Linked DNA regions of Homo sapiens: region 2 is linked to region 1. Evidence: chromatin loops called from intact Hi-C (ENCODE). Cell type or tissue: CD14-positive monocyte. All regions are shown on one strand. Links, peaks and the distances in the headings refer to the core of each region. The heading gives the core; the rest is flanking DNA.

Evidence for each region. Peaks named below come from ENCODE experiments on the same cell type or tissue, not always from the same donor. Only the 100,000 strongest peaks of a DNase experiment are listed, where the experiment ranks them.
Region 2: a loop joins it to region 1, with 7 times the contacts of the local background. A loop is called at or near these places in 5 of 110 quality-filtered maps.

The regions. Positions count from the first base shown.
Region 1 is chr15:34,978,955-34,981,873 of GRCh38, forward strand. It overlaps ZNF770 (zinc finger protein 770), which reads right to left. Exons shown (of 3, transcript NM_014106.4): 3 at 1-2,919. The coding sequence ends at 2,405. Among named protein-coding and RNA genes, the nearest start is that of ZNF770, 7.9 kb to the right of the region's middle. In CD14-positive monocyte, for the core only: a CTCF peak has its summit at 1,745; no DNase peak of the experiment used is centred there.
Region 2 is chr15:35,042,090-35,045,008 of GRCh38, forward strand. No RefSeq gene overlaps it. Among named protein-coding and RNA genes, the nearest start is that of NANOGP8, 42 kb to the right of the region's middle. In CD14-positive monocyte, for the core only: no CTCF peak of the experiment used is centred there; a DNase peak (open chromatin) is centred at 1,432; H3K4me3 peaks cover 460 bases; H3K27ac peaks cover 1,401 bases.

The sequences.
Region 1 (2,919 bases), core at 194-2,693:
TGTATTATTTTTATTTTTTCTAATATTTTTGATCTGCAATTGGTTTAATCCACAGATGCAGAGTACATGGATACAGAGGGCCAACTGTTTTGTTACAGGTACTTCAAATAGCACTACAGTACATCTTTGACAAAATTTTTACAATATTCCACCTTTCAATATGAAACAGCTTAAAAAGGCATGGGTCAAAAATAAAGTATAGTAGTATCACTTACGCAAATAAAGTCTCAGAATCATACAAGCACAACACTGTTAGGACTCTCCCTGTTTAGGCTGGGAAAAACATTATACAAAACATTTTCTTCAAATAAAATTACATAAATTGCTTAGAAAAATGCCAAAATCAATAATTTCAAACATATTAAGGAGAAAACCTTGAACATTATTGGAAAATATAAACTAGTTATTCCTTGCTTTTAACAGATGAGTTCTTGACAAGTTTTGTGTAAAGCAAATTCTGTAAACCATTATCTTGCTTGCACTGGAGGAACATATCTCAAGGAAACCTAAGAGAAAGTGTTCTTTAAAGCATGTGATTCTCCTGTTTTTGCTGGATGTCTGTATCTACATAATAAACAGGCACACTTCTACATCACTGGGTATTTTACTCAGACTGTCATGTTTCATCTCTGTAAATTAAACCCAAGTTACTTAAAAATCACCTGTGGTAAAAGAAGCAAGCAGATCACCCCCACCTACTATCCCTCCCGCCTCCCCCCTGTCAAAAGAAAGTTCTCAGTTTATGATGCAAAACTTACAATTGTTCATTTATCCACATTCTCAATAGAGGATTTTCCACTATATTTAAGTATGGCAGGATAATTACCCACCTGTTCCTCTTTTCAGCTTAGAAACATAACGGTTCATTCCTTTTATTGCTAGAGAATGTCATTCCTGAAGATTTTATAAACAAAGGCAAATATGAAGGAAAATTTGTAATTATGAAATAAGTCCTTTGTAGTAAAGAATATTTCCCAAATCATAACAGTTCTATTTGGAATGATACCCACAACTCTACAAGCATCTTATCCCTCTACAGGAATGACTACCTTATTAATTAAAATAAAAATTTAACAAGCATCAAAATAAAATTCTTTAGCAATAGACTCCTGCAAAAATAAAAACTAAAACTAGACCTAGTCATTGCCATTTGATCAAACTTAGAACAGGCTTAAATAACAGAACCACTCCATTAAAGAGGCATAGAAAGAAAAGTTTACTAAAATAAATGTAAAAGTCTTATGGAGATGAAGATCTCTAGAATAGTCTTAAGTCTATGACTACTGCTATCATTAATGAGCAAATAAATGACTTGAAATTATTCCTCTGAAAAGGTAAAACTCATACGTATTATGAAAAAGACTATGGCACTTAGAAAATATTCCTGGTAAGTAAACATGGTAAATATAGGTACATCCTAGCCTCTCGCCTACTTTTAAATTATTTTGAGAAAGATAGCACTAGCTGGGAGAAAAAAAAAATCCTTATCACCTGAAGGTGAAATTACCACATAGTCCTAAAAATAAATAGCTTTGAAAAGACCGTCGGGTGCGGTGGCTCATGCCTGTAATCCCAGCACTTTGGGAGGCCGATGCGGGTGAGTCACAAGGTCAAGAGATCGAGACCATCCTGGCCAACTTGGTGAACCCCCGTCTCTACTAAAAATACAAAAATTAGCCAGGCGTGATGGCAGGCACCTGTAATCCCAGCTACTCAGGAGGCTGAGGCAGGAGAATCGCTGGAATCTGGGATGCGGAGGTTGCAGTGAGCCTAGATGGCGCCACTGCACTCTAGCCTGGCGAAAGAGTGAGACTCCATCTCAAAAAAAAAGACCAATGAAAATAATACTATAATTGTCTCATCCATTTTCACCTTTAGTGTCTCTGTAGTTTTTTTAACTTACAAAAAAAAAAAAAAAATTACCAATGCAATTTGAGTCACATGTGGACAAAATTATGCTTTCATATGAAATGTAAAATAAATCAAATATAACAGGGCTATGTGCTGCAGCTAAAAGCCAAGTTTTGCCTCTCAGTCTTTTGAGTATATCTAAAAAGAGATGGCATGTCTTAAGGAATAATTCCTTTAAAAAATGAATGAGGCTAAATTATTTGTACAGCCATCATGGATTTATATTTTTCAATACAGCCAAAGTATATGTTTACAATATTAAAATGCCTACTTTATAGCATCAAATCATGTTCTTGCCTCTAAAATTAACTTGGCTGTTTCTAAAACATTGTATTAATTTTCTATGTATTCTACCTCCTTACTATGCAGGACAAGCAAATGCCTGTGAAACCATTCAGTTTAATGCAGGCCTTTCAATAAAAATGCATTTTAAATAATACAGGCTTTAAAAATAAGATCACCAGAGACCACAATTGTTAGTGGTTGCGACAATTTACATAACCGAATCTAAGGCAACCACTTTCCCTTGTGGTCGTTCTTTAAAGTGAGTAAGCTGATGTCTCTTCCAGTGAGGAGCCTGTCTGAATGTTTTGCCACAAACTGAGCATTCAAATGGTTTCTGCCCTGCATGAATTAGGTAGTGTCTTTCCAGTTTAGATGGAGATCGGAAACTTTTAGCACAAACACTGCATCGGTACAGGAAGACATCATTTTTCTCCTGATGCTCTGAATAACTGCAAAAAGGATTGCTTTGCTCTGATTCCAAAAGTACATTAGGAAGACAGGGTTGCCCGGTGCTACCAGGAATAAAATCCTGTGACTCTGCCTTAACTCCTGACATTTGATCTGACTCTGAGACCTCGTATTTTTGAACACCAGGAGCCTGACATTGTTGGGAAGCATTATAGTTAACATTATTACCTGAATGATTAGAAAGATTGTTGAAGTTTCCAAATTCTACTTGGCAAAGAGATGCATAAGGACTCTTTTCATTATGAGTCTGTTCAT
Region 2 (2,919 bases), core at 99-2,598, 63 kb after region 1:
CACTCTTGTTGCTTTATATACATGAACTCATTTCCTTCTTACAAAGACTCTGTAACCTATAGATATAGTTATACCAATCTTAGAGATGAAGTTTACAATACAGCCATTTTGGTCGGGTAGGGTGGCTCATGCCTGTAATCTCACCACTTTGGGAGGCCGAGGCAGGCGGGTCACCTGAAGTCGGGAGTTCGAGACCAGCCTGACCAACATGGAGAAACCCCATCTTTACTAAAAATACAAAATTAGCTGGGCATGGTGGCGCATGCCTGTAATCCCATCTACTCGGGAGGTTGAGGCAGGAGAACCGCTTGAATCCGGGAGGCGGAGGTTGCAGTGAGCCGAGATTGTGCCATTGCACTCCAGCCTGGGCAACAAGAGCGAAACTCTGTCTCAAAACAAACAAACAAACAAAAACCAATACAGCCATTTCGTTTTCATTTCTAAAGTTTTAGAATGGCTTGGAGTCCAGCAGTTTGGGCCACTATTAATGTTTTGATGATCTATCTAACCACTGAGAATTTGTTTTTATTGTTCTGGAAAAAATAATCTCAATGCAGTTGCTCCAAACTTCAAGATATATGGATCTTGAAATTCTGGCCTAAAGAAAAACTGTTAAAATACTGAAGGATAGGCCGGGCGTGGTGGCTCATGTCTGTAATCCTAGCACTCTGGGTGGCCGAGGAGGTCGGATTGCCTGAGTTCAGGAGTTCGCGAGCAGCCTGGGCAATACGGTGAAACCCAGTCTCTACTAAAATACAAAAAAACTTAGCCAGGCGTGGTGGTGGGCGCCTATAGTCCCAGCTACTTGGGAGGCTGAGGCAGAAGAATTGCTTGAACCTGGGAGGCGGAGCTTGCAGTGAGCCGAGATCGTGCCACTGCACTCCTGGGCGACAGAGCGAGACTCAGTCTCAAACAAAACAAAACAAAACAAAACAAAAAAAACTTAAGGGTAGAGTGAGAAAGAGGGGCTACTTGTCATCAATGTTTACCATTTTAGAATAAGAAGTAGGGTGATGAGCCTAAAGCTGCGGCAGCAGAAGAAAATAAATATTAAACCATTATCAAGATACTTGTTTTATAATTTTGAGTGACAAAAACACTTTATACAAAGGGACCAACGCTGCCCGCTCTTCCTCCTATTTTTTCTTGGGTTTCCATGTCTTTCCTTTGCTCTTTCATACCAACTATTTTATTGTTACTCACAACTCTTCCTTCTCATTTCTACTTTATCACAGTTCTTTCTTTTATCCCTTAATTTTTTCCCTATGCCTAAAAAAGAGAAAAAATAAAATCAATTCAACTTTGATGCTTTCCCTTTAAATGTAATAAAACACAGGTGCAAAAACTGAAGGAATTGGCTGCTTTCATGCTCATTTCTTCCATCTTTCGTCATCATTAACTCCTTTTGCTACTCTCTTCTTTACTTCCTCCTTTCCAATAAGTCACTTCCTTCTTTTCAATAAATCACGAAGGCTAAGATTTAAAAGTGCTTTGCCATATTCTGATACAGTACAGTAGTTTAATTTTCATATCAGTCTAACCCAAATTGATTTCTCATTGACAGAGCTCAGCTGCCACCTCCTTGCCTGCTGTGTTCACCAAATGGAAAATCTCAGTAAAACCTGTATTATCATTTATTTCCACTGTGGAAATATTAAGCAAGCTAGAATGTGGCAATTTCTTTAGATTTTTAAAATCATAACACAATTATTAGAATAATGAAAATTTCCCAATTTCCCTGTGAATGAGTTAGAGATTCAAATAAAGTGTTCATTTAAAGTCTGACCATCAGGTCTCCAGGGAACTTTGGTGATTCATTTTGCCTGCACATGTCAGTATACTACTTACCTTCTTCTCAGTGCTGTTACTTTTTTTTTTTTTTTAAAGAGTCAGCACTCTTTTATCTTTTAAAGTGTTTATTTTTAAATAGATTTCTTCATTTTAAACTTTATTGAATAAACAATGACAGCTGCCTGTATTTGTGTCACATTTTATAATTTTTTTTTTTTTTTGAGACAGAGTCTCGCTCTGTCGCCAGGCTGGAGTGCAGTGGCATGATCTCGGCTCACTGCAACCTCCACCTCCTGGGTTCAAGCAATTCTCCTGCCTCAGCCTCCAGAGTAGCTGGGACTACAGGTGCGCGCCCCCATGCCCAGCTAATTTTTGTACCTAGTAGAGATGGGGTTTCACCATGTTGGCCAGGATGGTCTTGAACTCCTCACCTTGTGATCCGCCCACCCTGGCCTCCCAAAGTGCTGAGATTAGAGGCGTGAGCCATGGCGCCTGGCCCACATTTTATAATTTTTAGAGAGTTTTTACAGCATTATCTATTTAGTCCTCATTAAAACACCAGACACTTGCCATGGACTGTGGCGGGCCTTGTGGTTCAGATGAAAACATTGCATAGTTCCTTCCTCGGGAGACTGGAGTAGAGACTATGCGGAAATGTAATAATTCCAGACAGAACAATGTATTATTGAGAGATAGGACTAGCTGGATTTCCCAGGCTGACTAAGAATCCCTAAGCCTAGCTGGGAAGGTGACCACATAAACACGGGGCTTGCAACTTAGCTCACACTACCAATTTACTACCAATCAGGTAGTAAAGAGAGTTCATTAAAATGCTAATTATGCAAAAACAGAAGATAAAGAAATAGCCAATCATCTATGGGCTGAGAGCACAGGGGGAGGGACAATGATCGGGATATAAACCCAGGCATTGGAGCCAGCAACGGCTACCCTCTTTGGGTCCCCTCCCTTTGTATGGGAGTTCTGTTTTCACTCTATTAAATCTTGCAACTGCACACTCTTCTGGTCCATGATTGTTACGGCTGGAGCTGAGCTTTGGCCTCCGGATCCAGCAGGGTGTCCACTGTGCTCCTGATCCAGCGATGCGCCCATTGCCGCTCTGATTGCGCT